Linked DNA regions of Mus musculus: regions 1 and 2 are each linked to region 3. The links are chromatin loops, found by intact Hi-C in ENCODE. Cell type or tissue: left cerebral cortex. All regions are shown on one strand. Each heading gives the region's core, and the rest is flanking DNA. Links, peaks and the distances in the headings are about the cores only. Region 1 overlaps Gm30235 (a long non-coding RNA gene). Region 2 holds the start of Gm40047 (a long non-coding RNA gene). Region 3 has its middle 6.3 kb from the start of Gm30173.

Region 1 (11,087 bases), core at 1,679-9,678, 190 kb after region 3:
AATAAAGAAATGAAAGGGCCTGCCTCGTGTTAAGGACCTCCAAGGAAAACTGTTGAATGTGTTGTTCCTAAATGAGTCTGACCATAATGATCTTGGCTACATGTCTCTCACACAGTCAGTAAGCTCAGCCAAAAAAGGAAAAGAGTTTAATTTGGTTTTTTGACACAATAATAGTAGATTTGTTTTCTTTTTATTATTCTTGGTAGAACCTTACGGTGTGTAGAGAGCTCCTATACCAATCTGTTTTTATATTTAAACAGCATAGAGCAGACTCAGAGATAATGAACAATTTCAAGGGCACAAAGCCACGGCAGAGGATAGGTCCAAGTGCAGTTCTCAGGTCCCAGGTGATGAGCTGAAGTTCCTAGGCTCTGGTTCATCAACTTAATAATTCACTTTACAAGAGTGTGTGCTGCTGTGAACATTAGAATGGTTGAGAACCACTGCTCTGGATGCTTAGATGAACTTGGAAGGGTAAGACAGTAACATCACTGGTGGGTCTACACCACTAAGCAGTCTGAACAAAAACTGTGTTCAAAAGACCTCCTTTTGCCAGGCCCGGTTAGCTCGGTCAGTAGAGCATGAAACTCAGGATTGTGGATTTGGACCCCACGTTGGGCATCATTATGTTGTAGAAATTATTAATCCCAATCCGAGGCTTCTACCTTTGACCATTTAGTTCCCAGATAAAAGACACACACAACCTTACATTTACAATGAGCCTTAATCAGCACAGGAGCTGGGCAGATACTTACTCTCTATGCTATTAGAATCTATGTTTCTAAAATAACCCTGAGTTATTACTTACTATGTTTCAAACTGAGAAGGCACAAAAAGGTGTAGAAACTGTAAATGCTTACAAAACAGTGATCTCATTACTTTTAAAATAGGGTTTTTCATATAGCCCAGGCTTCCATAGAAACTACTTCCCAGTTGCTGGGATAAGGATGTAAACCACCATAGCTGGCTTCATAAACACATGTTGCTGCTACCTGGATTTGCCTCTGCCTTAAAAGACACAAATAGTGTCAGGATCTTATTTGGAATAGTCCTAATTGGAAAACCGTGAACCCATATTGAAGTTCTTCTTTTATACTTTGCCTGCCTTCCCAGGCCTGGGTTATAATTACTGGGCTGTGTTTTCTGATTAATTTAATTGTGCATCTGAAACTGGGGAAAGTTGGAATGACTAGTTTAATTAATATCCATTTTGGCATCTCTTGGCATGACTTTACCAATGCTTGATCATTCATAGAATTAGGATTTTATTATCGGGTATGGGACTCTTGCCACTGGAAAACTTGCATCTTTCTGCAAGATTCTGAAATGCCACCAAGCCCATGAGTCACACCACAGATTCCTAAATTGAATGCTCTCTCGTGAACTGGATGTGGATATCATGAAAACCTGGACAGCAGTACCATTTGATGATAACAAATTAATTCATAAAGAAAGCATGAGATGAATCTGAGGCACATAGAGCAGTGTTCACTTAAATTGCATCATGTGACTTCACTGCAGCATCAGTTCTGAACACATGACACACATGTTGTCCCACACATGCCACGATACCAGTGAACGCTGCCTGAAATAGCTCTGCTCAGATCTGAGATTATTGTACGCTATGAATTGCAATGCTTTTTCTACAAACACAAACTTTTCTGATCTTATAGAAATGTAATGGTTTAGTTAAAAAGAACAAGGACTTCCATAATTTCACACCTTCCTTCCTCAGCATTTAAGTATTGAATTAGTCTATCCTTTTGGGTTGTATTGTGTTTGAGTGCTTCATTTTCAAAATTATTGTTTGAGTTATTGTATTGTTCAGGGTTTTCTAGAGGAACAGAACTTATAGAATAAATATCTATCTATCTCACCTATCTATCATTTATCTATCTATCTAATGTATGGGATTTATTAGAGTGGCTTAGAGTCTGTGATCCAGCTAGTCCAACAATGGCTGTCTACCAACAGAAGGTCCAGAGTCCAGTAGCTATTCAGTCTGATAGGCTGGATATTTCAGCTGACAGCTGGTCTTCAGTATATGTTAGAATCTTGAGGAAGTAGGCTGTAATGCTTATAAAGGAATGGACTTGCTAGTGAGGATGAGAGCAAGCAGGCTAAGAAAGAGAGCTTCTTTCTTCAGTGACCTTTATATAGGCGGCCAACAGAATGTGTGGCTCAGATTAAAGATGGTCTTCCCACCTTGAAGATCTGGATAAGAAATGGGCCTTCCCAGTTAAAATGATTTTATTAAGGAAAAACAAAACAAAAAACCCTCATAAGTGTGCCCAACCTTTTGGGATTCAGTTAACACCAGATGTAGTCAAGTTGACAAGAATAACCATCACAGCTACTGATATGAATTTCATTTAAAAATGAATTAAATTAATTTTGGCCTGGTATTTAGATGGACTTTCCAATCATTTCTGAAGTGGCCTTAAGCATATGCCTTTCACTTTTCTACTATATATTTGTAGAAAGAGCATTCTCAGCAGTGACAATTATAAACTCAAAATAAGGATCAATTCAAATAACCCTAAAGTTGTTCTAAATCTTCCTGCAGTACTAAATCTTCCTGCAGTATCCAACAGTCAGACAAGGTTTCATTTCTTTTCTAAAGACTAAAAAAAAAAAAAAAAAAAATGATGTCCACTTTTGCATGCTTGAGGCTATGTGTGTGGGCCATACATACATACACATGCAGAAGCGATGTGGGTGTCAGATTCCCTGGAGGAATTGGAGTTATAGGTAGCTATGAGGTGCCCCATATGGGTGTGGGGAATAGAACCCGGGTCTTCTGCAAGAGCAACAGGTACTCTTAGCCTGTAATTCATCTTTCCACCTCAAGGCTTAATTCTTTAAGTAAAAATAAATAAGCCTGTTTGTTTCAGTAGTATGCAGATGTTCTTTTATCAATGGTAAAATTATATAGCTTGAGGATTGCTTGAAAATAATTTTATTCGTAGTAAATGTTTAATTTGTTTATCTATTTATATTCCTATGTACTAAAAATACATAAAAAAAGTTTTTAGGCAAAATGGGACTGTGTGTGGGGAAATTTCAACAAATTATTTTACTTTAATCCATCCTTATTGATGACACCTGGGTCTTTTTATCGCCTCCATTTTTGTGTGACTCCCTTTAAGTAAGCACAAGTCATGTTAAGGCGGGCTGGGACCTGTCACCGACAGAGGATGAATGGGCTATCAGGCTCTACACTTATAGAGATAATCTATGCACATGCCTATCACAAAACTAGGTGAGAAAATGTTAAAAGAAAAATCAAGTTTGTAGCAACATCACAATCGAAGCTGGGGACAACAGAGGTGAGACAATTCAGGCCATAAATAAAAGATTTTAGCACCAGTAAGGCAGGCTACCAGGGTCAGGTAGAGAAAAAAAACAAAGTTTGATTCTAAATCCTCACTCTCTCAATAAGACCTGGCTAGGTGTAGCTGAATGCACCCTGGGGATTTATGCAGTCTGAGGGCCTAAGGAGACTGCAGAAGGATGGAGCTAGACAGTCAAAAAGCACAGAGAAATAAGCCAGGCTGTGTATTTGGTCTATCAAATGGACCCAATACTTTTGGTTGCAATGACACATCTTGAGGCTATATGACTTGAACAACATGCATTCGCAAAGAGCATAGCTTGTTTAACTTTAATATCTCACCGAATGTTCTGGGGAATCTTAGTTAAATGTTGATTCTAATTCAGCAGACCTGAAGCAGAGGACTGTGTTTCTGCAGCCCATCTCTACCTGATTCTGGTCAGAGGAGTTCTGGTGTAGCAAGGACTTGGGGGATGGGGTGGGCTGGGGGACAATGTTACTGCATTCTTAAAATAATCAAGCACCTTGCAGAAACTTGTCCGGTTGTCTGGATCTTCCCCATTCTTTAGCTAATTTAAGGGAGCTTTTTATATTTGCTGAATGGTTTGATGCCCTTCAGAAAGGTAATTTTGCAAAGATGTAAAGGTCATGTGGTTTCATGTCGCCTCATCTTTTCCCACATCCTGTCCTATAGAAAGGACTGATATTCTAAGACTGAAATTAGGCTGGCATTGACCTAGCAAAGCAAGAAGCACACATACGTAGCCTGTTACCTGGGAACAGAGCAGCAATTCTTTCATAAATGAATGTCAATGAGGTATAATTTTCTGCTGTAGCAGAATTTCTACACCTGACAGTATTCCTAATATACTTTAATTAAGAGGTTAATCTGTTGTAGAAATTGCTTTTCTCTGAAGCCACCTGAAATCAATTTAAACTCAATTACAAGTGGTTAGCTATTGTTTATGTGGTTAAAGATTAGAGAATACATTTTTGCTTGTCAGGAGCCATCAGAGCAAATTTTGAATGTCACGATCAGAGGAGAGCCGAATAGTTGAGTGCTCTTTAATGGGCATGGAGAAACCATTAGAAACTGTAATCAGTCATATTTGATGACTTGACCTTGGGACTCAGCTAGAAAAGGGTCTAATCATGCCTGTCCCCTAAGTGCCACCAAGATTGCTCTGCTGAAATTAATTGATCATTACGTGCTTTCTGAGAGTCTAATATACCCTATTTGATGGAATATAAATTGCAAAAATAATCTGTAAATTATATAACAGGCTCCAGAATACATTTGCCCTCTGTCTCCTTAGCAGATATTAAATCTGACAGCTACTTTCAAAATGATCAAAATTGCTTAACTCTTGGAATGCTCGAGTTTTACAAAGAAGCGAAAACTACATTTTGGGGTATGTGCCCAGTATATAAATTGGAATTTTACACCATTTTCTTGAAGAGATGAAAAGAGATGGTATGGGAAGGTTCTCTAGTGGCTTTGAGTGTATCCTTTTATTCAATTGCTTCATAAGGTTCTCAGTTGCTATCAAAAATTTGGATGTTTGTCAGAGACGAGGAAGCTGGTTTGAAACCTGTCTGCTTCAGGGCTGAGTAGATGGGAGGATGTCATACCCCTCTAACAGGCCAGCCGCTTTGCTAGTATGCTAGCCTCTCGCCCGATCTAGTCACTCACAAAGTGCACTCTGCTGGTTATTGGCAAGTTCAAGGTTACCAGTCACCCTATCAGATGTCATAGCGATGACTATAACTACTGGATCTGTTTGCGTACACGCCTTTTGAATCCTTACATTATCATGTACACATTTCGCCACATTTGGCCAAAGTTGCTGAAAGTCTCTTTCTAGAACTCTTCTTTTCCTAGGGAGGGCAAGAAATTAAAAAAGAAGTTTCCTTTGGGGCTGACACTTATGTTGCAAATAAACCTTCCAGGATTTTTTCCACGAATGTTGAATGGGTAACAACTGAGAAGAACTAGACCATCTGTTCTTGCCTAATTGGCATCATAAGGGAAGACCACATTTCTGGAGCCTTGGAAGAAGAACGTGGGATGAAGTAGGCTCAGGATGGTGTTTTTCACGAGTCTGTTCCTTACATGCCAGAACAGAGGGTGGCTTTCCAGGAGAGACACTCTGGGTACTGGACCCTAGAAAGCTAAAATCTCGGGGGATGAATTAGGAATGACACTTATCTATAATGACTATAGTCATTATATTAGGGCTTTCACTTACACTACAAATCTAAATATTGGCTCTATCTCTCATCAGTTGTGAGCTTTTAAGTGGAGTTTTGCGTCTCTTATGATGGTTAATCTTTACTGTCAACTTTACTGGGTTTAAAGTCACCATGGAAACAGACTTCCAAATGTGTCACTAAGAACATTTCCAGATATGTTTAACTAAGGAAGGAAGACCCAACCTGAACATGGAGAGCACCAGTCCCCAGATTCAGAGTTAGTGAAAGATGGATCATGAGTGAAGTGTGACATGCCTCTGTCTTTGCTTCCGGAATATGCAGGCAGTGTGGTCTGACACCTTACGCTTCTGTGGTCATACCTTCTCTGAAAACCATGAACCCAAGGAAACACTACTTTCTTGGGTTGCTTTTGCCAAGTGTTTTATTCCAGCAATAAGAAAAGTAACAAATACGCTTCTCAAAACTCTCAGTTCTCCCAACTGTAAAATGGAGACAATAATGAGGATTACAAGGAGAAATGCACATAGCGTACACAGTAGAGTGCTAAACATGCGTACTTTCTTTGCTAGCTTCTTTTCGCTGTGACAAAAATACAACAGCCAGGGAACTCACGAACCAGGCAAGATGCATATGCTTATAGTCCCAGCTCAGAGGAGTGAAGTCAGCTTGAGCTACATATGGAGAACTTGTCACAAACCAAACGACCAACCAACAAACCAAATACAATGTAAGGAGGGGGGACTTCAGAAGTTTTTGGTGCCTCATAGCTACCAAAAGTGTGGCTTAATAGATTAGCTCACCTTGGGGCAGCCAAGAAGCAGAGAAACAGATAGGGAAGGGAGGGAGGAAAGGGAGGGAGATAGTTCTTCCTGGTGAACTTTTTCCCTTTGATTGCATCTGGGCCCTGTGCATAAGAGACGGGTACCATCAACATTCAGGGGTTAGTCTTTCTGGAAATGCCCTCATAGAGATACCCAGATATGTGATTTATTGGTCTTGTAGGTGCTTCTCAAACTCATCAAGGTCTCAATGAAGATAAGCCATGACACTAGCTAAGCTTTTATTCCAGTGATGCAACTTTGGTACCCGTCTTTTCTGAGTTGTACTTTGCACAAGCTGGGAAGGATATTTTTTTTTTCTGGCTTGCAAAAGGTTTTATATGAAGAGTCTTACAAAGATACTGAAATAAAACTGGATTTTGTTCTTCACAAGTATTCTAATGACTGAGTCTCTAGGAGTAGAATTGGGTAAAGTATAAAGAAGTATAAGAGTGGTTCAGGGTGTGGTCTGGCAGAGCCACAAACCAGCTCTGTAGGGTTGAGAGCAAGAATTCCTCCCTTCTGTGGCTCAATCCATGTGTACAATAACAGGGTCGACCAGATGCCTAACTAAGGTAGTTTAGGGCACTGAGAGTGCTGACCTTGTCTGTAAGACTAATTTACTGTTCCACCATCATGATGCAATAATCCATAGGCAGAGGGTGGTATGGGAAGGCATCCTGGGAAGTTGATTGATGCATGTCAGTGAATTCAGGTTAAACCTGCTGTTTACAATATATGATTGTGTACACATAACAATACTTGACAATACTTCACAAGGCAAAACTGGAAACCATATTTGCATTTCTTCTCTGTCCTGAATGATGCTGATACCCACAAAAGTCCCTGTGTGATCTACATACATGCTTTAGGAAATGTTGCTCAACTCCAGTGTGTCTCATCTCTTCAGGATTCCCACCTCCACAGAGTAAGTCACCTGAGACCCTTAAGCATGGTTGTCCTTTTGAAACACCCAATTCCTTGCCCCCTGGCTTGCTTCAGTCCTGTGAGTAGCTTTGAGTCACGTCTCCTTCTGTTAGATTTCTGCCCAGAGTCAACTTTCATGAGACATTACACTGTGACCACTAAATCTCAGGAAGGACTTGCTCTTTGAACTATAAACAAGTTGTAAGTGATGAGACAAAAGACCGAGTACCCCTTTTGCTAAAGTCTAAGAAGAAAGCATTCCAGGACAAAACTGCAAGGTGAAGGGATAGATTACAGGGTAGGGTAGGACTGAGCAATGGACTGGTAGCTATTAGGATGTGCCCTGGACTAGTAGCACTAAATATAAGTTGGAACAGGGGAAGCTGAGGTTACCCTGTCTGATGAACTATGATTCTTTCCTATGCTAGATCTATACATTCTCCTGGGGTGGAGGCGATGTGGAAGGTGGGGTGGGCCTTCCTGCTATCTGCCCTCTGCTATTTGCAGGAAGAAAGAAAATTGCCAGGGCACCACAGAATAGTGGTGTGGATACTTGCAGACATTGGTAGCAACTTCTCTGCAACTAATCTTGGGACAGGAGAATGTGTAAGTGGTCTTACTGCCCATTGGGCTGATTTCTCTCAGGACACAAGTTGCCATATAGTCTGGATCTCCACAATTCCAATGTCTAGTGTTCTTCCAGAAGAGTTGTGCCTTTCACATCGCTAGCACTCGTTTACATGTGACTGCATAAGCTGCTGTGGTTTGCTTGCTAAGGAGGCTGCTGCAGGTGAATCCTATATTGAAAGTAACCCTAAATAAACTGCATGTTGGAGAAGTCTGTTAGAACCACAGCTCGCTGATAGATTTAGTAGGACCGTAGCTTGGGAAGATGAAGTCAGCCCACAATGCTGACTTCATTGTGTCTTGCTGGTCAGTGAATGACCTTGGAAACAGTCAAAGGCTCTATGTAGTAACTTCCATACAAAGTTCAGCATCACCTTCCATTGAATCACTCACTTCAGGACCTGGCTACTGAGTCAGAAACAAAAATAGATACGTGCAAAGAACACGTGCAGACAAAGGCAATTCTGACTGAGGAAATAATCTCCATTGATTTAGTCACACAATGAAAGTTTTTACTCCTGTGGAAAGTACTGTAACAGCCAAAAGCTTTTTGCTTTATCCTCTAAAAGCTCTCTTTAACTCCGTTTCCCTGGAAATAGCAAGCACATTCTGTCACATTATATTCTCCCTGTCAGTTGAATTTCTGGCATGGAATTTTGGGGTTGAATTGTTTTGTCCAATTTTTTTTTCTTTAAATAGTCCATTTGTTCTTTCTCTTCATAATTTCTTCATTAAATACATCAGCCAAATCCAACTGAAGGTATAAAATACGAATTACATCACATGCAGTCAGAGTAAGAGGTGTGGATTTTTCAGTAAAGTCAGAATACTTTACAAAAAGCAGCTAAAACCAAGGCTTTTTCTCCATCTTATGCAACTATCGTCTGTGCTTTCTTCTAAATGTTTATTTGCTTGTTATAAAAGTTAATGCCATATTTTTTTGGTTTGTTTTGTTGTTTAATCTCCTAACTTGCTACATGGGCTTCCTTTTGTAATGGTTGGAATACAATCTGTCCAATAAATGTACCATGGTGGCGGACTGAGAAACTGCTTTCAACACCCACAGCCTGCCCACACACATCCTCTGCATGGGATTTTGCAGCTGCTCTCATGAGGGTGTGAAGATGATTTTCCAGCACCTAGAAGATGGCTGCCATTGTTTTTGGCCAACAGGATATAACAGACATGAAAGCCTCCATTCCAAGCCTGTGCATCACCAAGTCTTACGTATTTATCTACTCCTTGGAACCCTGATACAGGCAGATTACCATGATGAGAAAAAAAAAATCCAATTGAGCCTTCTAGTAGGGTGAAGCCTCAGTTTTGCAATCTTTGGATGTATACCTCCTGAACCAATCAGAGCCCAGTTATACCAGCTTCCACGGTTGGATAAAAGAGTACAGCCGAGACCAGAAGCTGGACCTCTAGCTATTGTATAAATTGCATTAAAAAAAAAGGGTTTACTTTTTAATTAAAAGAATTTTGGGGGGTGACTTGCTAGTACAGCAATAGCTAACTAATATGGCTATGGATCTTATAACTATTTCTCTTTTCTATTCAGTTTGGGTCTTTTCAAACATTCTCTATTATAGAAGAACATTGTGCTATTGTCATTGTGGTGTAAGCAGTGCGAAAGTTTTTGTTTGGTTTGAAGACAGAAGTAATTAGATTGTATGACCTGTAAACATTTCAAAATACTGCGTGATTAAATGAGATTCTAGGGTCATCTTCACAGAATACTTATTACCACCAACAAAACAATTTATATCTCCATAATTGTTTTGTATGTAAACGCACTTAGGGACAGCAAACAATTCCTTGTGGAAACATTTGTACAAGGGCTATAGACTTGCAAGCCAGGTAAGTGCTAAACAGTATAACCAACCTGTTTGTTCTAGGTGCATTGACTTATTATTGTTATAGCCATTATTAGCAGTATTTTGTTGTTATTGAGGCCACATTAAGAATGGGTGGCTCATGGTTTTCAGAAGGTCCGGTCTGTCGTTGCTTAGATCTATGCCATTGAGCACAACAGCTCAGTGTTGGAGCCTCATCACAGAGAGCTAGTCTTGCTACGGTTCTGTAGACAGACAGCAGTACACGGACTCAGGGTCAAAGGTGCCTGCCACGAGTGACCTTCCTTCAGCTATGTCCTTCCTCCTTATAGCTCCAAAGCGCCCCCAAAATGACACTTCCATCTGGAGAACAATTAGTCAGATCTCGGGCCCTTCCCATGCAAGCTTCAACAACTCCTTTCATTGAGAAGTGAATGTAAGCTTAGCAAATGTGTACGTTTGAAAGATGTTCACAGGGTGATGCGGTTCCACAGCAGAGGCTCGGACATGCTGTCCCTGCCCATCACCTTTATTAACACTGTGAAAAGGGACCCTCTATTGTTTTTCTCAATTATCAGCCCTACAGAAGCCCCCAGATTAGCAGCTTGATAGAACCCTATCTCAGGAAAGCCCCCTGCTCCAATGGCTCTCTGCATTCCTTCCTATTGCTCTAAAGATCTTTATAGTAAAACACTTCTCCCTAAAACCCACAATCTGTTGTCTGTGAATTTCATTCTTCGAATTCCCAAGAACCAGGAGTCACCAATTCAGTGGCAATTCTTCAAGACAGTGAACATCCTGCCCAGGACCCTAACGCTCAAGATAAAGCCCACCTGAGGTGAGAAGAAAGGCCTTCTTCAAACTCAAAGACACTCCATGTTTCCTGTGTTACATAAACAGAGTGTGCAATTTCAGGATAAGGGCTTCTGTTTGTGTATTTGGTCAGAGCTTGGCAATGGTTTTCATTCTGTCCTGGCCATAAGCCAGAGATGTCTGAAGAAACTTCAGGTTCCTGGCCTGGGCTCTTTATTCTCTTACCCTAAATGAGTACCCCAGCCAAAATTCTACTTAGGAGTGGAACCCAAACACCAGTTCAGATGCTAATTCCCTCTTGGTTTGGGAATTGGATATATATATTTTTTTAATGGTAGAGATGGACTATATCTGTTCTTCAGTTCAGACCCTTTCCTAAGCAATTTTACACCCTTAGAGTTTGAGGAGGGTCTTTTATAGGGATTTGTAGCCTTGGATGCCATTGGGGATATATATCAGGACTATGTTGAGGCCCATTAAGGGAAAGCTATTTCTTCCTGGTTAAAAGAATGGAATACC
Region 2 (11,087 bases), core at 969-8,968, 67 kb after region 3:
ATGGTGAAGTTTGGGGCTATACCATTTGGGCAAGTTTCCCACGCAGTTGTCAGCTGGCAATAGTCTTTCTATTCATCGTTAAGACCGTCTATGTGTGCTCTTTGGTGGAATTATCTTGCAACATCCCAGGCCTCCTGCCGGGACTCAGAGCACATTATTTTCTTATGCGGCACTTTTGTGTGACATAAGCAATTTAAAGGAAGAAGAGTTTATTTTGGGTAAGGATGTCAGAAGGTTCAGTCTACCATGGCAGGAACAGCTCACATTAGAGTAGAGAGGAAGTGGAGTGGAGTGGTGCAGGAAGATGTGAGTACAAGAAAAAGTCCTTCTACCTTTTACCACCTCCCCAGTGACTTCGTTCATCATCCAGTTGGTCAATAGAATAACCCATTTATTAGGTCAGAGCTCCCAATAATTTAATTATATTTGGGAGTCTCTCTCTCTCTCTCTCTCTCTCTCTCTCTCTCTCTCTCTCTCTCTCTCTCTCACACACACACACACACACACACACACACACACACACAGATAAGCTTCAATAATTCTGAGGGTGAGTTGTAATCTAATCTAGCTGACAGTCAGAATTAACCACCCCATCTGGCTCACTCCTGAGCCTCAGACAATGTTAGGCAAGCATAAAGAATGAACGGCAGCAGGTCTCGAGGCGTGTTCTGCATACATTTTCTTCTTCAGGATGTTAGCAGATGCTCATCAAGCAGGGAACAGGGTGCCCACTCTCTTACATAATGAGGCTGGACCTCTTTGCTCCTCGGAAATGTTCAATGTCCACTTTCTGCCTTCTGAACAGGAGCCTAGACGTTCTGGGTCTCCAGCCCTGAATATTACTTTGTATTTCCATTCCATTTCTGCTTCACTGTGATGCTTATTTTGGTGTTCTTGAGATGGACTATGTCTTTTCTTATTTATCCTTTGTTGTGAGGCAAGGCCTTGCTATATGTAGCCAAGGCTGGCCTGGAATTCTGGATGCTCCTGCTTCAGTCTTCCCATTGATGTGACTGTCAATGTCTACCACTGTACACTCTCTGTACACACTGTACAATGTCTACCACTCTTTTAAATTTTTCTTGATATATGTTTTACCTCTTATTGATGGGCATGTGTGCGTGGTACAGAGAACCATGCCCAAGTGAGCTCTTTGGACCACGTGTCCTAGGTCAAGTTTTGTACTGCAGAATGTTAGGGAGCTCTGTGTTCTGTGACTATCAAGAGTAGACTAGCCAGTGTCCTGCTTCCCTAATTCCTGAGGCTGAGGGCTCAGCTTGTTTGCTGCTTCTGCTTCTCGGTCTGTGAGACTCCCTTTGGAATGGGTGCCAGCGAGCCTGGAAGTGATGGGGAGGCCCCTTTAGAAGAACTAAAAGTTATTTGGGTTGCGTGGGAGGTGCGACAGCTGCTTTAGGAGGTCCTCACAGCTGAGCGTTCAAGGGATGATAGGTGTTTCTGGAAACAGGGAACGACTTCATTTCTGCTGTGCTAGAGCACTCTGAGGGGCTTGCCAAAAATCTCTTCTAAAAATGTGACTGTTAAGAACTTAATTTTCTTGGGTTGGAGAGATGACTGAGCAGTTAAAAGTATTTGTTGTTCTTCCAGAGGTCCTGAGTCCCTCAGGAAGATTCCATAAGGGTGAGGGTTATCCAGGGGATAGACAAACCTTGACAATAGGGACACTTATAGTAGATGACAAGAAGGAATCTAGACAGAGATAGGTCTTGGCAAAGGATAGAAGGGTTGGCCTTGTATAAGGAGAATTTTTTTTTTTAAAAACTAGACTTGGGATCATGGGTGCTGGTATTAGGAAGACACAACTTTCCATGGCTGTCAGAACACACCTGCCCTCGGGAGTCTGGGATGCATCCAACCTCCGCTGGCTAAGGACTGCAAGAGAGTCTGGCTCAAGTCTCGCCTGGATGTAGAGGTCAAAGACCTCACTCCGGAGAGAGAAAGGATTGCATGCAGGCAAAGAGTAACTCTGGGCTCCCAGCTATGCACATATTGGATAGCCATAAATAGCCTTGATCCGCACTTGAACTTGTCTGCCTAGAACTTGTTCTTCATTCTGTTCTCTACTCAAAAGTCACTTCCCCGTGGACTAGCCTGGGGCTATTCCTTCTTGCCTCTTGATGCCAGATGAAGAACAACATGAGCACTTGTTGCCTGCCTGTCCTCTCCGGACAACGAGTTCAGGGAGGATGGGGCTGCCTCTTTCTGACCCTTCTCTGTCACCATGTAGTCTCTCCCACTTCCATTAAGGAACAGCCTTGTCTGTTGGAAGAATGAGTAAATGAGCCTCAGCAAAGACCTTCAAGACTTCAGCCAGCTGACTAGAAACTGTGACTTCTGCAAGTTCAAAAACTCTCTGCAGTTTTAAGCTCGTCTCTTGATCTCAGTCAAAATAAAAGGGTTGTAGAGATGAAAAAAAGTGATATGGGAATATTCAAAAAGCAGATCAGCACCCCCATGCCATTTGGGGCTGGCTGTACTGCAAACATGAAATGCACTTTGAACATGGTCATCTGATGAAGCTGACAGAAGGGAGGCATCGAGCTATGCTCCCTGCAATATCACCCTTGAGCATATATGCTTGCCTGCTGCCTAGGATTCTGCCAGTCTAGCTATGCTCAGGTGGAGGTGATGGTAATGATGCAGGTGACTGTGCCATTACATCTTCGAGGAACGATCTCCTTGATACGGTGGCAGCAGAGCACGTCAAAGTGAATGCAGAATTCAGGTCGGCTAGGAGCAGTCGCTATGCTGGGAGAGTTCTTTGTTTCTCTCTGGCATGTGGGTGCACAGCCTTTGATGTTAGAATTTTGGCTCATTAATAACTAATTTACATTTCCCAGACAGCAAATTGTGATCTGACACAAATTTATAAAAGAACTCCAAATGGTGAAACTCTTTTATACAATGAATCCTTTGTGGGCTTTCCTCCCTCCTTCCCTCTCCCTCTCCCTCCCTCTCTCTCTCTCTCTCTCTCTCTCTCTCTCTTTCTTTCTAACTTAAGGAGTTTGTGATTAAAATTTTAATGCAATCATTGAAGTCTCCCGGGCTACTTGAAAATAAAGTACCATCGTATTTCCTCATTCTCAGAGATCATGACAACTGGCTGTTCCCCAGTAGATGCTGTAAATGTTACAACTGCTTTTTCATCTGCTCTGAGCCTCAGATAAAATAGGATGTCCTCAGAGAGCCAGAGGGATGGCCCAGTAGAGAGGCTAGAGGCAGTGACAAACAGTGATGGAACTTTGTTCTTTGACTTTGGTGATCTGCAGGTTACGAGATCAGTAGATTCCATTTTGTATAAGATTTTTCCTTGGCTATTGGGACTCCCAGGGGTAATCCTCACCATTCTGGATGCCTAAAGCCAAACCATGAATTACTCTAAAAAGCACAGATAGGCAGTTACCAACCCTATTGGTGACCTTCTGGAAGGCCAGTTGAAAATCATGATGAAAAGCATGATGGGCTTTTGATGGCTAACTATCGACTTGATATAACCTAGGATCACCTGGGAAGAGGGTATCAATGAGGAAGTGTATAGATTTGGTTGGCTGTGGGTATGTAGGGATTGACTTAACTGCAGGCATTAATGTAAGAAGATCCATCCCACTGTTGGCAGCACCAATTCCCTAGGCAGGGGATCCCGAATAGTATAAGAAAGAAGAAAGTTAGCTAAGAGAAAGCAAGTAGGTAAGGATCTATGAGTTTAGTCTCTTTCCACTCTTAACTGTGAGCATGATACTTTAACTGCCTGCACAGATGTCCCCAGAACAATTGATTACGGTAACCTGGAATTGTGAACCAAATAAGTCCCCTTTTCTCCAAGTTGCTTTTTATCACAATAGCAGAAGTGTAGTATGAATTTTCCATATTTTACTCCGTGTTTCTTTGGGCCATATGGTGGCCAAGAAGAGTCACAAACTGGCTGTTGGAAGACAAAGTTAAGTCTACCTCTGTCCCCCTCTGTCTTCCCCTGTTCAGCTCCTGTTCTATGGTTCCCAGTCATTAGTCTTTGAGAAAGGCTTTGTCTCCCAGTGTGTTGGTGACTCACTGATCCCTGGGGCAAGCAGGGCAAGGCTCCCCTTTGTGCCAGAATAAGAAAGTGCCACGTGTGTATAGCCACCTGGAAATACCTTTCCCCAAAGACAAAAGGAGTTCTGTGTGTGAATAGAAAGGAGGCAGAACCGAAAAGTGGATCAGTCAACTGGCTGTGGGCAGGGCGGTGGGGTGGAGCTATGGAACAAGACAAGAAGTAGCTCAGTGGTTGTGTCACTTCTGGCAAAGGACTTGGTTTTTCTGAACGACTCTTGTAGAAATAGTATAGGCAGCAGTCATAGGTTTGTTGTGCAACAGAAATAGCCAGGATGGAAAGGTCTTTAGGCTGGCATCACTTGAGGTCAGCTTGTAAATGATCAACACAGCAGGAACCAAGTTGATGACATGCGGGGGAGCAAGGAGCCACTGGTTCCTTATATTGTTTTAATAACAGAAAGAATGCATTAGACATTCCAGGCAAGATTTCCACCTGGATGCAGTCCCAGATTTGAATTCATCTGTACGTGCCTTTGGAAAGAAGCCTTTCACAAGGAGGCTCTTTTTCTCTCCCAACTTCTTCCTTGCCACTGAAGGAACCTGGGGGTTGTCCTCCCAGCTTTGGTTGTAACAAGCAAGAAATCAGAGAGCCTGCTCCAGAGAGTGTAGTTCTGTAGAAAGCTAAGAAAATATCGTTTCCTTTTGAGATGGTCTTTAATTCAAGCAAAGAAGTGTATCCCAAGAAGGACATGAGCCATGCCTGGCTTGGGTGTGTGGGCTGGGACCAGAGAGATCGGATTGGCTCGTTCTTCCTCTGAAGACCACTTTGTGAGTCACAAGGGATGAAGAAATCACTCTGTGTGTGTCTTGATCATAACGAGGCTCTATAACATTTTGGGTATTTAAGAATGAACACCACTGTCATGCTTACTAGTTTGATTCTCTTGTGTCCTGAGGTGTTTAAGAGACACCTATGTGTTTGTGTGTGTGTGTGTGCACACATGTGTGTGTGTGTAGGTGTCCCGTGCAGGTATATGCACATAACTGCATTTACACATGGAAGCCAGATGTCAACTTTGGGTGTCATTCTTCAGGAATCACCCACCTTATTTTTTTGAGACAGAATCTCTTACTGGGTCCTAGTGCCTGCCCATCAGACTAGGCTAGCTATTTTAATCGGAAATCTCATATCTTCTGTCATTTCATTGGCTTTAGCTCTATCTTTGAGCCTTAGGTAGTGGCCTAAGTATGGATGGATGACTGTTGATACAAGTAAGGACCCAGGAGGTGCTGTGATAATTACAAGTGAACATAATGGCAAGGGAAAACTTGTGTCTGCGCATATCTGCTTTTTCCTTGACCGCTGGTCTTAGTTTCCAGAAGGACTTGGGCCACAGGAAGGCTTTGAAATAGTGTCGGTGAATGGTATATATAGCAGTTGTGACTTGTCAGAAATGTTCACACAGCAAGATTAAAGACAAAAAAATCTGGTGACATGGTGGTGAAAGAAAATCCTCTGAGTGACAACTAAAGCCACCACATGCATTGGGCTTCATCAAGGGACTGGTATGTCCAGGCCTAGATGTCATATGTCAAGTTGTGTGGGTCTTTTGCTTAGAGCTGGCTGGAAGTTGGTTACCTGAAGTCACCACACAGCTTCAGAGGGACCCCATGCCACACCTCCACCTAGTTTCCTAAGTCTGCTGGAGGTCAAGGCTTCATTTCAGGTCTTGGTGTTTCCAGGATGCTTATGGACTCTTTAGACCTGGTTTAGGTGGAGCTCAGTAGAGAATTCTTGTCTGTGATCTTTGGAAACATGGGGCTGTGGCAGACCAGGGTTTCCAGTTTGGAATTTGCTGTGCCCTTATAACTTGAAAGTGTTTTTAATTCCATTCAACTCCTTTCCTTGGGCATGTGATCCACCTGGGTAGCTCCTGTTAGCATCAGTCTTACACCTATCTGGGGTCCTGGTGCTCTCTGCTTAGTGCTTGGGCATTGCTGTATGCCCATTCTGAGAGACCATGGTCTAGTTCCCACGTCACCATTGAGCCCTCTGTGACTTGAAGTGGGTTCCCTCAGAGTTACCTTCTCATCGCTTCTTTCTCTGATGTGAAATTCAGGTAAATGACTAGGACATTCTTTGATTTGGTGCTTTTAAAACAAATCTGCACAGTCATTAAGAAATGAAGGCTTGTGTTGTGTGGAGTGGGTCTTATCTATTATCAGCGATGGTTACTTCTATAGAACTGTGTTAGTTGTTTCTCTCGAGTCTTGACAGCCTGTGTGAGAGCCATTGGAGCTCTCCTTTATCCTGCCTCTATTTAGAGCTGCGATTTGGTAAAGCAAACTCAAAGAATGCATAGGAGAGGCTTCCCGGAAGACTTCAGTTTCATCTTGGAAAGGGCATTTCTTCTTGTTTTTGTTATTACACGATGTATAGTGTCAATTCTGAAAGAAGGTTTCTGAGAAAGTCTAGAAGATATTTATAATGATTTCTGAATAGATATGCTTCTCTATGCAGCCATTCTGGTAGATATTCCTGAGTACCTCATGTATGGTGAGGAACAGATTGGACTAATGGAAAGATGCCTAATTGGAAGTCACAGGCTCTGGATTTGGAAGACAATATGGTGTAAAAAAAAAAAAAAAGAGTGTGGGCTTCAGACCCAGATACCAAGAAAGAAATCTTAGCTCAGTAGCCATATGACTGGACCAGCTTTGGTTCTCTTGGCTATGAAGTGAGGCTGTGGCTACCTCACTGCGTGGTCGTAGAGGTTAAGGGAGGTCACATTGATGCTGATGCTTTCTAGATTGGTATCTGGGATAACCCATCTCCTGAATTTCAGACCAACATTTTCACTAGATGACTGTGTGTCCTTTCTGCTCAACATGTTTTAAGCTATAGTTATCTTTTCTACCAGTCACCCTGGGGTGGTGTCCTTCCTCCTACACATCTGCTGTAGTGAAGGCTTTCATCAGACTCCATTGTCTAAACCAGAACCAGATACCTGCAGTCACCCTCACATTGATCTCTGTGTTTCAACCTGGAATCTCCTACCAATCTTTTGAATTCTGCTTTCCCAGATATTATCATTCTGGTTTTCGTCTTTTCCATCTGAGGCCACCCGTTCATGCCAGTTTTTCAATTCTTGTCCAGGTCACAGAGCTGTGTACCATTTTAGATTTTATACTATCACTTATATCGGTTAGCCATGGAAAAAAACCTCAGCATTCCTCCATAAATTTCCATGGGAAGTTCATCTCCTTTGATCTGTAAAACTGTACAGAGTTCCTTCATTCTTTCTGTCTGGGTTCTTGTCTTCAGCTAGCACCCAGAGGCAGCACTTTGTGTTCTACCAGAGAGCCAATCTCTGACTTCCTTCTGGAAGGAACTCCCCTCTGCTTGAAATACTTTCTCACGACCCATGTACTCTTAGCTATTGCTCAAGAATGAGCTCCAGGGTCAGTTCTTCAGGGAAGAGATTCTTGAACTCCCCTCCCTCCTCCTGTCCCAGGTTGAGCTAGAGCTCTCCTCTCTGGATCACCGTTTCATAGTCTTAAGTACTTGGGACTTTGATTTCTTCTAGTCTGCATACCCTCGATGTTAGGGACTGCTCTGTTCAGCTTGATGACATCAGACGCTAGTACAATGCCAAGCAGAGGTAAGCTAGATGAACATCTAGTGTGTCTTTGTGGAATGAATGACCAGACTATATTGGAAGTAACGAGTGAAGAATTTGGTTTGTGGGAGGAACTCCTTCAAAGTTTCTTTATCACAACTTTGTCACTAAATAGCTAGCTCCTTGGGTAAGGTCTCTGGCTCTTGTGGCCTCAGGTTTTTCATATGAAGGAAAATTCACGAACATTTGATGGGAAAACTTGCACACAAAGCTTCAAATATTCATACAATGCAAATCTGTCATAGAAGGAATTAAAATGAACAGCGATTTACAATATAATTGCATATATTCAATAAGAAAGTACACAAAAGTATATAATGAAGTGGCCAGATGCTTGCGCCTACTCGTAAGGAGCAAATCTGGTTTGCAGAACAGTGCAGCGGAATCATGCTTACATTTTGTTTTTAAAACTTCTTATTTTGGAATAATGGCTAAATGAAAAGAAACATTTACAAAAACTAGTTTAGCCAGAATACTGTTCCTTGACTCTTGGCTTAAAGAATGGTGTTAATGACCTCTTCCTCCCCGGGGAGGGACCATGGAAGAAGAGGGACAGAAGAAATGGAAGAGTCGGAGGTTGAGGAGAAAACGAAAGCAGCAGTGTCCTCCAACATGGCAGGACCTCGGCACTCATGAACTGTCTCACGGCAGCTGTGACGATCTGCGCAAGGCCTGCACGAGATCAAGCCGTTCAACATTTCAGCCTGAGAGGCTGGGGCTGAGGAGCTCCTCTCGAGTTGAGGAACTATTGACAATTGATGGCTTAACAGGTAAGGGATAGTCAGTTTTCTTTAGGGTGTGGCCCTGTGAATGACCACGAATGTCATGCCAGTGAATGACTCCACACCCATGAATAAGTTGAGTAGCAATAATTGGATTCATTGATTCATAAAAAGAAAAAGAAGACAAAGGAGGAGGAGGAGAACATGAAGTTAGGAGTGGAGGTGAGTGGCTCCAGGAGGAGTCAGGATGAATATGGTTAAATGCACTGTATGAATGTATGAAATGGCCAAAATTTAACAAAATACTGTAAATTAATAAAAATATGACATTAAAGATGGTGCTAGTGAGACTCCTATATAGCTCTCTTTGAGTCTCTAGTGGTAAGCTTAGTTGCAATACCGAGAATTCCATCCAAGACTAATAGCTTTACAAGAGATTCACTATCACTTCTGGAGAACTCACGGGGGGCACAGGCTCACCAGGGCAGACAACCAGAGAGGAGTCCCACACCTCCACAGATGTCTTACACTGAGTAGCTGCTGTTAGCCAAATACCTCACAGGGAAAACCCAGTGGACTTCATGACACTGTGTCCTTCCCACTCTATCACATTTGTGTAGTATCTCTGGTGCTGGTGGGTAAAAAACTAAAGATAATGCCACCTTTCTGGCAAGACAGACTGATGTAGGAAGATAGTATTTATGCCCTTATAGTTTCAATTAAGTTTGTACCCACAAGTTTATTAGCTATCACAGTTTTTCTCTGATGGTCATTTGGCCCATGAGTGAATACTATACTCACATAGTCTAAGTATAATCAAACTGCAGCTGCCTCCTCACTTTGTAGAGAGCCACCTGCAGGCATAGCGGTATTTGTACATAAAAATAATTAAATATAAATTGCAATCTCACACTTAACATTTAAGATGAAAGGGCAGTTCAATGGAGCATAAATAGTTTTCTCTTTTGTAATGAACTAGGATGGCTGGTATTGTGTTACTGAAACCTGGTCATGTCTTTTCTACATTTAAGCTACACTGTTCCACTTATACTGAGGCTGTACTTACGCTGGAGAGAAATTGATGAAAGGGCAGTAATACACCATCATTTTAGGATTTTTAAGCTTAGATTTCCAAAGCCCAAATGCCCATAATCACTATTTGTTTAGTCTTCTTGCTATACTAAGGTATACATTTCCATTCTTTCTTGATATTTTCACTCATTTATTTTTTTCTTTCTTTGTTCTTCTCTTTTCTCACCCTCTGTCCCTCTCTGTCTGATTCTCTCCCTTTCCCTCCATCAGTTCAACTAAACCCTAGGCTCTAATACTACTTCATGCATCACATCCTTCTACTGTTGTTGGGTCTTTGCTGCTGCTGACTCTGTCCTATCTAAACCGCATTGTTTCCCCTACTGTCTTCTAATATATAACTGAGTTCTCTGAAAGTCATGGTTATTATTCTAGAAGAAAACAATCATTAGTATAAAGACAACATATGTTTTATAGCTATATATGTTGTTGGCTGACTCAGCTTTCCTTTTTCAGTCTCTCTCTCTCTCTCTCTATCTATCTATCTATGTATCTATGTATCTATCTATGTATTTATGTATCTATGTATCTATCTATGTATCTATGTATCTATGTATCTATCTATCTATCTATCTATCTATCTATCTATCTATCTATCTATCTATGCATCTATCTATCCATATGTATCTATGTATCTATGTATCTATCTATGTATCTATCTATCCATATGTATGTATGTATGTATGTATGTATGTATGTATGTATCTATCTATCTATCTATCTATCTATCTATCTATGTATCTATCTATCTATCTATCTATCTATCTATCTATCTATCTATCTATGCATCTATCTATCCATATGTATCTATGTATCTATGTATCTATCTATCCATATGTATGTATGTATGTATGTATGTATGTATGTATGTATGTATCTATCTATCTATCTATCTATCTATGCATCTATGAATCTATTTGTTATTATACTAAAGAGCAATGTAGGTATAGATTAATGGGAAGCATAGCTGACTGTACTTGGCACCTTATGCAGCACTTTCCCAAAATACTGGATTAAACAACTTACTATTATTACAGGAATGATCAGGCTGTCCTCAACCATAGACACCTACAGGCTCAAAAGAGTACCATCTACTACTCTGTTGTGAGTTGCTCTGTTGCTGTTTGCTGTTAATGATGTTAATGTTTGATTCTGATGTTAATTCTGCTTCCTCAAGAGTGTCTGCCCCTGACTAGGAGTAGACCACGTCCTCAGGTGATCTCATGTGAATCTTCTCCCCATTCTAACTGATCAAATAAAGACTAGAGCCTATGATTGTACAGTGGAAGGGAAAGATGGGACTGGAGAGCAGAGGCAGGTGGGGAAGGAGGAGAAGAGGAGGAGATGGGAGAGGGAGGAGTGAGAGGTGGAAGCCAATATGGAGCCGAACCACATGGCCAGGGAAAACTGCAAGTAGCAGAGGGTCTCATGGCTGAGGAATAAGTGAAGGTTGGTGTTTTCTATATAGGCTCATTGGGGTTGGAAATTACTGCAACACTACTCAGCACTGACTACTTGGGAATGCATTGTGCTTTTGAGCATGTGAAAA
Region 3 (11,087 bases), core at 1,127-9,126:
CTCTCTAAATCCAAGTGTTGAGATGAACAGGCACAGAGTTGGAGTGCAGCTCTGGAGAGAGCTGGACGGGAAGTGAAGAGGCAAATCCGGAGTCAGGAAGGCAAGGTCAGTCTCTAGCCTGCAGCCTCAGATTCGAGTGTGACTGCACAAGCGTGTGTGTGTGTGTGTGTGTGTGTGTGTGTGTGTGTGTGTGTGTGCGCGCACGCGCGAGTGTGTGTATGTGTGCATGTGTGTGTGTGCATGTGTATGTGTGCATGTGTGTGTGTATGTGTGTGTGCATGTGTGTATGTGTGTGTGTCTGTGTGTGTATGTGTGTATGTGTGTGTGAGTATGTGTGTGTATGTGTGTGTACTTGCTGCTTATTCACAACTCATTCTTCATTTGATATTGGCCTTTATTCCAGACAACACAGTGGATGTTAAACTCACCTGCTAGATGAACAAATCAATTGGTCTTGTCTCTGAGGATAGGAGGCAAGACCCAAACACTCCAAGTTCCCTAGGTGTGTGAGTTTGGCTTGACTGTGCCAGCCTGAGTTCCTAAAGAGACAGGAGCAATGAACTGCACCTGAGGGAAGGTGTGGGTCTGTAACTGGTACCAAAACTACCATATCTTTTGGACTGCAATTCCCAAGGCCCCCTCACAAATGCTTTGATTTCAATCAAGATGTGTGACTGGCAATTAAATACTTATGCATAAAGATTTACATGCATTTATTCAACAAGCATGTTTGTAACAGGTGCTATAAGAGACGCAAACCTCATTAAGCCAGTGACTCAGCAGATCCACTGATCATAGATTCAGTCATGAGAGCCACACTGACAGGCTGGGCAGAGGTTGCTGCCTCTTAGGAGACAGGCATAGAGCAACCACCAAAACATGCTTACAATTTTAGGCACGTATCAAACTCTTCTTTAATTAATTAATTAATTAATTAATTTTTAACTTACTCATTCTCCCTCCCACTCACTTTCCCCCTCCCGGTCACCCCCTGTCATAACCCTTCCCCCATCCTCCCCTCTTCCTCTTCTTTGATTGTGTGTGGGGCCCTCCTGAGTATCCCCCTGACACTGGCACTTAAAGTCTCTGGGAGGCTAGATGCTTCTACTTTCACTGAGGCCAGACAATGGAGCCCAGCTAGGCAACAGCTTTTGGGATAGCCCCACTCCAGTTGTTTGGGACCCAAGCTGCACATCTATTGCATATGTGCAGAGAGCCCTAAGTTCAGCCCATGTATATTCTTTGGTTGGTGGTTCAGTCTCTGAGAGCCCCAAGGGTCCAGGTTAGTTGACTCTGTTGGTCTTCCTGTGGAGTTCCTATCCCCTTAGGGGTTGCAATTCTCTTTCTGTTTCTTCCATAAGAGTTCCCAAGCTCCATCCACTGTTCGGCTGTGGGTAAGCCTATGACTGAGTCAGTTGGTGGGTGGAGCCTCTCAGGACAGCCACGCTAAACGCCTGTCTGCAAGCAAAACAGAGTATCATTAATAGTGTAAGGGATTGGTGCTTGCTTGAACATGGGATGGAGCTCAAAAGAACAATAATTTTAACAACTAATATCACCACAATTTTCAGTGTTCAAGACTGCTTCACAGTACAGTAATAGTTCCCAACCTGCCTAATGCTGTGACGCTTTAATACAGTTTCCCATGCTATGGTGACTCCCAACCATAAAATTATTTTTTGTTGCTATTGATAACTGTAATTTTGCTATTGCTGTGAATCATAATATAAATGTCTGTGTTTTCCAAAGGTCTTGGGTGACCCATGTGAATGGGTCATTTAACCTCCAAAGCGGGGATCACAACCCATAGGTAGAGAAATGCTGCATTATAGGATCGGATTGAATGCAATTCTTATAAGAATCCAGTGGGAAAAATAGATATTATTTTTATGGTTCTCAGTTCGTGGATGCACACCCAGACAGGCTAATTGAGACTTCCTTTTCTTCTGTGGCGATCACATCAGCCCTTGTCTGTTCACAGGGTTTAGTTCAGCAAACATTTGCATTCTGGGTACTTTTACTGCTACTTCAAAAGGGTCTTTTGGAGACTGATGAGTGTGTAGACTGTGTGAGGGCCAGAAGTGTAGTTTAGTATTCTTGACTCCATTGCTCTGCACCAGGCTTGGGAAGTGGTAACTTCATATCATCAGCACAGAATTCCTCTTGGGTGACTGCTGCTGTTGTGCCCATCATACAGAGGAGTAAATTGAGGCACGCAGACTTTGTATTTGTCATAATATAATGACAAATAGAGACCTAGCTAGTAAGTAGCTAAGCTAGGGTAGCTGGTAAGATGTTGGCTATTCCTACTTCATGGCAAGCTGTTCTTAATAGGGTAGCTCTGTCAGCCATATACACTCCTCATCTCCCTAGGAGCAGTACAGAGCTCTGTCTACTCCTGGTGTCCTGGGGTGAAGGCTGCAGAGTGGTGTGGAGGTCTTCCTGTGAGAACAGCAGCTTGTGGTCATTCTGGGTGGCTCAAGATGGAATGGAAAGGGTTTTTTGTTTTGTTTTGTTTTTAATTTTAATTAATTATTTTTTTTTATCTCTAGGTGAGTAACTTGCTTTATACATAGATCCATGATCTGTTAATTTTTCTGGTTTGATTTGTTAAAAAAAATTACTGTTGTAAGACTCTGGTGAGACTTAACTTACTGGAGATCCCCGAGTGAACAATGTGGAGATAGGAATCGATGCAAAAGCAAGAGGAATTTTATTGGTCCAGCATGCTGGGGTCGCCCTGTGTGTGGAGAGAGAGAACAACCCCACCCAGCCTGTCCAGGGAGCCTTTATACAGATTTCAAAGCAGCAGCCATTAGGCACAATGTGATTGGCAGAACAGTGTGACTTTTAAACTGATTGGTCTTTAGGGAATGAGGTAGGTGGTCAAGGGTCTTGGAATGTGTCTATGAGCTCTGGTGGTCGGTCCCTCCTCCCTGTGGTCTAAGGAATGTAATTAGCCCCTCCTTTTCTGAGGGGAGGGGGTGCCTATGTGCTCTATGACCTTCCTCATCTGGGAGGGGAGGGGTCTGGTGGAAGTTTTCAAAGTTCCTGAGCTGACCTCTTCATTGTCACTCAGGGGGTTAGGGCCAATGTAAAGGGATCTTTATCCAAGGTTGAATGGAGCAGGCCTAATTAGAGAGTAGTTTTCATGGTTGCACTGCAAGCCATACTGTGGTCTTTGGGACAGCAGTGATGCCTGGTAAGGGGTAGCCTTGACCACTTAAGTTCAGTGAAGATGAGGTGGTGGACATTTCCAGGCAGCTGACTGACTGGCTAACAGCCAACGTGCCTTCTTCTGTCCAGGGCTGGCTAAGCCCTATGAAGTGAAGGGCATAATATTCAACGGGAGCTCCAAATGCTGCCTGACTTCAGCAGCCAACAGAACCAAGGAAGCCACGTGGAGCCCTGGCTGCACAGAGATCTGGGCGCTGAGCTGAGTGGCTCAGTTCCCAACTCTGGGTGGGAGCTGGAGTCAGGGCCCACCTGAAGGGGCATTTGCCAGGGGCTCCAGGAATTGTCAGTTATGGGAATAAGCCTCACAGTGTGGACGTCCACAGGAAAAGGCCCCTTCCCACATTTGGTGGGGCAAGAGCTGGCAGGATACCTTGTCCCTGGGGATGGAAGGGAGAGGTATGGGGCATAGGTGGGGAGTGATGCCAAGTAGGCAGGAGGGAAGTGTGTGTTGAAGAGGGAAGGAAAGGAAGAGACATGGGAGCCTGCAGCTTTGGCCACCGGCATCCTAGAAACTGGAAATCAGCTGTGATGCTTGTTCTTGTACTGTTGACAGCATAAAAGGGCACATAGTGGGGACAGATAATGCATAGAAAGCTCAAGGGAAACCAATATAACCATTACTAAATTAACCAAACTGAGGTGATCTTTAAGCAGTGAACTGAAGGGTCACCCAACATGAAGCAGAGTCCTGGGGAGCTCACCTAACATCTGTGAGCTCCTGGCTTTGACCCCCCACCCCCCAGCAATGAAGATGAAAAAAAAATCTAGGATCAGTTATGTACTTGAAGTTCTAGACATATCTGGAACTTTTTCTTATTGTCTTACCTTTCACTTATTTCTAATATATAATAAAAACATACACATGAATAGATATGTATAAATAACATCAATATTCATATTTTTCTGACTATAAAATAATGCTTACTTTAGAAAATTTAAAGTATATTTACAAAGTCATAGAAAAAATTGTCTACAAGTTTATAGCAGCTACAACAGTTCTATAATTGGATTTCTGAATTACCCTTAGAGGGTGTGTGTGTGTGTTCACACGCGCGCACATGAGTGCTCAGGAGTCATCCTTAAGACCACTGAACATTTCCTTTAAAGCAGAGTCTCTCATTGACTGAGACCTTATCCTCTAGGCTAGACCAGCCAGCATCAGGATCCTCCTGTCTCTGCATCTTCAGCGCTGGGGTTATAGGTGCTCTGGCTTTTACATGGGTGCTGAGGATTGAATTGAAGTCTCCATGCTTGTTTGACCAGCACCCACTCACTGACGGACCTTCACCGTCCCTGTATCACAGTGTTTGGGATGATTTCCCTGTTGTCAGGAAGTTTGTTTCCGTTTCCGAACCGCTATCAACAGAACCGCTTTGGACCACCTCATAGAAAACGTTTCCTCCACCTGTCTTAGAATAGGTGCAGAATTCCAATTTCGGCTCTTTTGAATCCAGATGAAATCCGGGAGGGGATTTCAATTTGCATCTGGACTTTTAGTTGCTTAACAGTGGCTAAAGGTTGTCCGTTGGAGCCCAGTGCTATGGCTGCTTCCAAAGTTAACTTGGTTTTAATGTCAATTAATAGAAAATGTGTCCAGGCCACCTTTGGAGAGAGGTGCAGAGGTGCAAGTGGACCAGCCAATGGGACTTGTGGCTGTTTAGGATGATATAGGGCTTTTCCGTGTTTGTAAAATGAAGTCTTTTTATTTCCCTAGTCACAGTTTACAAAACATTGGAAAAGACAAGCCAGCAACGGATTGGGTTCCAACACAATGGAATTCTTCAAAGGAAATTAGGTTCCCTCCTTGGGGACTGAGGCTTCATCTTGCACAGCATATTTGGTGCTTGGCTTCCGTTGTAGAGATCACTTCTTAAGTACATGTGACAGCGAGAGCCCCGCCCATCACATCTTTACTCAAATAGGACTGCTCTGTACGTACCAGACGTGTTTGGTCAATAAGCTGTTTAAATATCAGTGCATTTATAAACAGGTGGGCAGATAGTGCTGCCTCTTGCCCTCCTTGGTTAGCATCCAACTTCCGGTAACTGAAGAATTAACACAGTTCCCAGCGGGATCATCATTATGCTCTAAGGGTGACCTTAAATATGTTTAAAAACACCCCCAATTTCAGGTAGAAGGATGGGAGAGACAAGCAAATGGTCTCTTCGCCCAGGTGAGCCTGCCTTTATAGTCTTTCCCAGAAGCCTTCGCTTCTCAGCTCCTGTTTACAGCTTACTGGCTGCTGCTTCCTGCAGTGCAGGCTGGGTAATGTAGTTCTGCAGCTAATTTGCTTTATCCCTCCAAGAATATAATAATAGCGTGAAGCTCAGAATTATGAAGATTAAGCGAAGAAGCAGAGGCGCTGAATAAGAAAAGAGCAGCTTATAAGCAGGTTTAGCAACATTTGTTGTGGCTGCAGAGGAGGAGGCTGTGTTTTATACCTTAGTATGAGTAACAGTCTAAATCAAGACATTTGGGGACATTTTCCCGTTATAGTTTTTCCTTCTCTTTCTTCCCCTCCCTCTCTGCTTTGGGACAGGACGGGGGTGGAAGGAGACTGATGTTCCCTCTCCAATAAGGAAGAATGAGCTGCTATTTCTAGTTGCCAGGAAAAAGCCATGGTAATTCTCTGTCGAACAGCCTGAGAACACACCTTTTAAACTGGGTGTGGTGGCCACACCTGCAACCCCGGCACTCTGGAGGAGCAGGGAAGGCGACCTTAAGGTCCAGACTGTGCTATCTTTAGTAAGGCCTTGAAACTAACAAAGCTGGGGATATAGCTTTCTTTTAGGTAGAGCACCTGCCTAGCATATTTAAGATCCCAAGGTTAATCCGCAACACTGAAGGAAAAAAAAAAAAAAAAAAACGAAGCAAAACACCTCTCCAAACACAACCCACAACAAACAAACAAGCAACCGTTAACTAAAAAGAATCCCCTCTTTAAAACAAAAACAAATACCCCTGCCTTCCCCATCCTCAAGCTGGTAGGAGTATAAATGGGAAGGCCACTTGATAGTATTTAGCAAAACAGAAAATGCACCCACCGTTTGACCCAACAAGTCTACTTCCTGTAGTCTATTCTAAGAAATCGCCCTTTGCCCGTGTGAATGTGTTCACACAAAGATACCGATTGTCCTGCAGGCTTCAAAGGGGGCAGACTGGAAACCGAAGGGGCACTCATCAATAGGGGATTTGTTACTCCACTTTGTGGTATATCCATTTTGAAGCAGGCTTACTGTATAGGGATCTGAAAATCTACAAACTATCTGAAGAATCAGCAAGCTGTACAGCTATTGGAAGGGAACGTAAGTGATGGGGCTTTTTGGAAGAGTGTCTGCCGCTATGCCTGTGTGGAAGGGCCGGGCAGGACTCACACTGTCAGCCGTGGGAGGCAGTGGGAAGAGCTTGAAGGGACTCTTCAGTCTCCCTCTCTATGTTGCTTAACTCTTTCAACCGGAATGCGTTCATGAATTATTTATGCAATTAAAAAACTCCCGTTGACAAACCTGTAGAGTCTGCTGGAGCTGGCTGGCTGGAGAGAGGCATCTTCCAGGAGTGGCAGATGAAAGATTGTTGCATTTTCAGCACGGCTTAAAAATAATGCGTTAAAATGAATGTAAATAACTTTTAATGCTTGCATAAGGAACACTGCCAAGGCTCAGCTACTTCTTTTTTTTTTTTTTTTTTTTCATTTTTTTTATTAGGTATTTAGCTCATTTACATTTCCAATGCTATACCAAAAGTCCCCCTTACCCACCCACCCCCACTCCCCTACCCACCCACTCCCCCCCTTTGGCCCTGGCGTTCCCCTGTACCGGGGCACACAAAGTCTGCGTGTCCAATGGGCCTCTCTTTCCAGTGATGGCCGACTAGGCCATCTTTTGATACATATGCAGCTAGAGTCAAGAGCTCAGGGGTACTGGTTAGTTCATAATGTTGTTCCACCTATAGGGTTGAAGTTCCCTTTAGCTCCTTGGGTACTTTCTCTAGCTCCTCCATTGGGAGCCCTGTGATCCATCCATTAGCTGACTGTGAGCATCCACTTCTGTGTTTGCTAGGCCCCGGCATAGTCTCACAAGAGACAGCTACATCTGGGTCCTTTCAGTAAAATCTTGCTAGTGTATGCAATGGTGTCAGCATTTGGAAGCTGATTATGGGGTGGATCCCTGGATATGGCAGTCTCTACATGGTCCATCCTTTCATCTCAGCTCCATACTTTGTTTCTGTAACTCCTTCCATGGGTGTTTTGTTCCCACTTCTAAGGAGGGGCATAGTGTCCACACGGCTCAGCTACTTCTTGTTGTATGGCAGCTCCATTCTGGGTACCAGACATCTATTAACTTGTTTAATTTTCATGACAAGTTTGGCATTGACGCTCTTGTGATTTTCTGTTTAATTGATGAAGAAACAGAGGCACAGGGAGGTGAAGTAGGTTATCCAAAGCGACAGACACTCTGTGGGAGAGTGGGGACTGGAGTGCAGGGTTGAAGCCCATGCGTGGCCATGAGCAGACACATCCCTTGGATGACAGAGTTCTGGGATGACAAGATCTGCATCACAAGTTCCCTGCTGGCTCCTCCTGAGCCATGGCCCAGAGCAGAAGTGAGAGTTGGAGAAGAAGCAATCATTGCGACCCTGACGCTTGGCTGGGTTCTCATTCACCGTTAGCCACGTGGGAGCCATTCTAAGGCTTCCTTTTGCTTCTTGCTTCCTCCTGAGCGAACAGCCCAGGTCAAGAAGAGAAGGGCTTCTCTCCATTCCTGGTAATTACCACGGGCCTGCTACACTATGCTCTCTCAGTATGTATATGTGGGTGGAACAGTTTAGAAGGAAGGTGGGGAAGGAGTAAGGCTTTGTAATCAGGGGTGGTAGAGAAAGACACCGAAGACAGCAGACAAGACCTCTTCAAACATCTCGCTGAAGTTCCGTAGGCGGGCTCTGCCCACCTCTTGGCCTTGCCTGGATGAATGGACAGTGGGCTTGGAAGGTCTGGAGTTCTCACTGGTGTGCAGGAAAGGACAGGATTGTTGGGTCCCAAGTCTCTGCCTGAGAGCAGCTGGAGTTGCATTTCAGCTCAGCCTGGTCTAGGTACCAGGGAGGGCTTTCTGGGGGGACACCGTGGAGGGGCAGTGAAGGTTATTTTCTGCAGTCACTCAACCCTGGACTCTTCTGGGTCTTGCCTTGGTCCCTGTCATCGTTATGCAGGGATATCCTTTTTAAATAAGGGACTTCAAAGACCCTCGGCAGCTTCAGGTCAACATATGCTTCCTTCTGTGGCCTTATCTGTCTACTGTCTGCCTTGCTACCCCCTGAGAGTCTTGTTCCTTTTTGTGAAAGTTGCCCAAATCTGCATTTGCTGAGCACCATGGAATGGAGAGCTGTCCCTGTGTTACCTCCTCCATACTCTGAGCGCCTATGCAGGAATTGCCCTACAGTGCCAGCAAGCATCTGGGAAAAATTGCTGTGCTCTTGAGTGGTCTCAGCCCTTCCGGGGGATGACATATGCCCCACCCTGGGGATGACATGTGTGACTTGGAATGGCACTGGAAGTGACAAGTTTCTATGTAGAAACTCCCAGAGCAACTGTGGGTCTGCATTTTTTCCTTGCTGGTGCAGATAAGGGGTGTGCCTCTCCGCCTGATTCCAGAGGTCTGACAGTTTTTGGTTACAATAAGCGCATAATGGGAGCCAGGGAAATGTTTGTGACTCTAAGCCGCTAAGATTTGAGGGGTGTTTGTGGAATAATCTAGAAGGTCTGTAAAGACAATACACACTACAACGTTTCACCCCCAAACAGCCTCGGAGACAGCATGCACACAGCATTCTAATATTTAAGGTTTCCCTGCCTTACAGACACAGCCTGCGTATCCCATATCCATATGGAGATCAGAAGCAGCAGGGCAAGAGGCAAACTATTAGAAGGGGATTTTATTCTTGCCTGTTTAGGGAATTTTATTTAAAGATTGTACTGGCTAGTTTTGTGTCAACTTGACACAGCTGGAGTTATCACAGAGAAAGGAGCTTCAGTTGAGGAAATGCCTCCATGAGATCCAACTGGAAGGCATTTTCTCAATTAGTGATCAAGGGGGAAAGGCTCCTTGTGGGTGGGACCATCTCTGGGCTGGTAGTCTTGGTTCTATAAGAGAGCAGGCTGAGCAAGCCAGGGGAAGCAAGCCAGTAAAGAACATCCCTCCATGGCCTCTGCATCAGCTCCTGCTTCCTGACCTGTTTGAGTTCCAGTCCTGACTTCCTTGGTGATAAACAGCAGTATGGAATTGTAAGCCAAATAAACCCTTTCCTTCCCAACTTGCTTCTTGGTCATGATGCTTGTGCAGGAATAGAAACCCCGACTAAGACAAAGATTAAAAGATATCGAAGTACAACTCTGACTTGAGTTCCTTCTGGCCTCCCTCTCGTTCTCCTTTTACCCCCAGCTTCCCCCAAGCCTGACACCAATTCCCTTACATTTCTCTAGCATCAGAATGTACCCAGGATTTGCCTCATTTCCATCTCAGATCACTTTTTTCCCCACTAGGGTGGGGGTGGGGGATAGGTGGTGGATCTCGACTAGGAATGGTGGTGGCCCATGTCTATAATCTCAGTAGTAGGTGTTGGAGGCAGGAGGATTGAGTTCCAGGGCAGATAATGCTATATAGTGAGATTCTGTCACGACAGACAGACAGACAGACAGACGACAGACAGACATTGTTGACAGGACTTGTCACGGAGCTCCAATGTCTCCTTTTTAGGTTGCACGGATAGAGTGACTGCCACTGTCATGGGCCCTTGGAATTCCAACTCTTGGTATGTTGTAGTTCAGACTGGGTGACCAGTCCAGCTCCAATCTTAGAAAATAGCAATCATCCTTCCTTGAAGGGAGAAAGATGAGAAAACGGGTTGGTGCAAATCTCTTTGATGGGTAGGAGGAAGGACAGAGACAGTGCCCATCCCAAGTTAATATTTGCCTGGGTACATTCACAACAATGAACTTGCATTGCAAAATCTGTGCTTAAAGTTTTAGATATAATTATCTTCCTCAGAGTTTCAGTCCTGAAGGGGGTAGGGACTTTTTATGCCCCACCCCCCAGATTTGTGTGGGCAGAAATGATTGATTTTTGCCTTGAGGCTCTGACGGGCTCCTGTAGATCCTTTCGCTGCATCTATTTCCCATGTGGCTCCAGGCTGTGACCTAGAGTTTATTCAGTGAACATTTGTCTAACGAATGGGTCAGTGATGTTTATTTTTTCTTTTCATATTAAATGGCTTGTCTGGTCGCTTTTACTCTAGTTTCAGGCTATCTCTGGATTTAATATATACTGTCATGGAGCTAAGACCTGCAAGTTCTTTCTTAGTGCCTGGCATCTCCTTTTGCATATTTACCATATGAGATTTTCCACTGTCATCATCTCTAACACAAGCCAATTGTGGTTATTTGGATAAAAATGGGTCCCTGAGGCTTATATATTTTAATGCTTGGTCTGCAATTGGTGGAACTATTTGGGAAGGATTTAGGAAGTGTGCCACTAGGGATGGACTTTGAGGTTTCAAAATCCCACACCATTCCCAGTTAGCTCGCTCTCTCTCTCTCTCTCTCTCTCTCTCTCTCTCTCTCTCTCTCTCTCTCTGCCTCCCGCTTGTGACTCAGATGTAAGCTCTCAGCTACTGCTCCAGAGCTATGCCTGCCTACCTGCTACTATGCTTCTTGTTATGATGGTCATGAACTCTAGCCCTCTGGAACCAAGCATCCCCAAATTAAATGCTTTCTTTTCTAAGAACTGCTACTCTCATAGCAGTAGAAAAGTAACTAAGACATAATGTTTTTCTTGTTAATAAGAAACCTGAGACATTCC

Evidence for each region. A loop is a pair of places that touch in the nucleus more often than their neighbours do. Peaks named below come from ENCODE experiments on the same cell type or tissue, not always from the same donor. Only the 100,000 strongest peaks of a DNase experiment are listed, where the experiment ranks them.
Region 1: it touches region 3 in a loop (11-fold over the local background); 4 of 42 quality-filtered maps call a loop at or near these places.
Region 2: a loop joins it to region 3, with 4 times the contacts of the local background. A loop is called at or near these places in 2 of 42 quality-filtered maps.

The regions. Positions count from the first base shown.
Region 1 is chr3:52,697,789-52,708,875 of GRCm38, forward strand. All of the region lies in intron 3 of Gm30235 (a long non-coding RNA gene), which reads left to right. Among named protein-coding and RNA genes, the nearest start is that of Gm22798, 19 kb to the right of the region's middle. In left cerebral cortex, for the core only: no CTCF peak of the experiment used is centred there; DNase peaks (open chromatin) are centred at 5,363, 5,683, 6,140, 8,548 and 1 more place.
Region 2 is chr3:52,572,633-52,583,719 of GRCm38, forward strand. Gm40047 (a long non-coding RNA gene) reads left to right here and starts at 7,503. Exons shown (of 3, transcript XR_867277.1): 1 at 7,503-7,709; 2 at 8,273-8,497. In left cerebral cortex, for the core only: no CTCF peak of the experiment used is centred there; DNase peaks (open chromatin) are centred at 1,396, 2,701, 4,239, 4,616 and 2 more places; H3K27ac peaks cover 809 bases.
Region 3 is chr3:52,505,097-52,516,183 of GRCm38, forward strand. No RefSeq gene overlaps it. Among named protein-coding and RNA genes, the nearest start is that of Gm30173, 6.3 kb to the right of the region's middle. In left cerebral cortex, for the core only: a CTCF peak has its summit at 5,478; DNase peaks (open chromatin) are centred at 5,598 and 6,553; H3K4me3 peaks cover 764 bases; H3K27ac peaks cover 1,310 bases.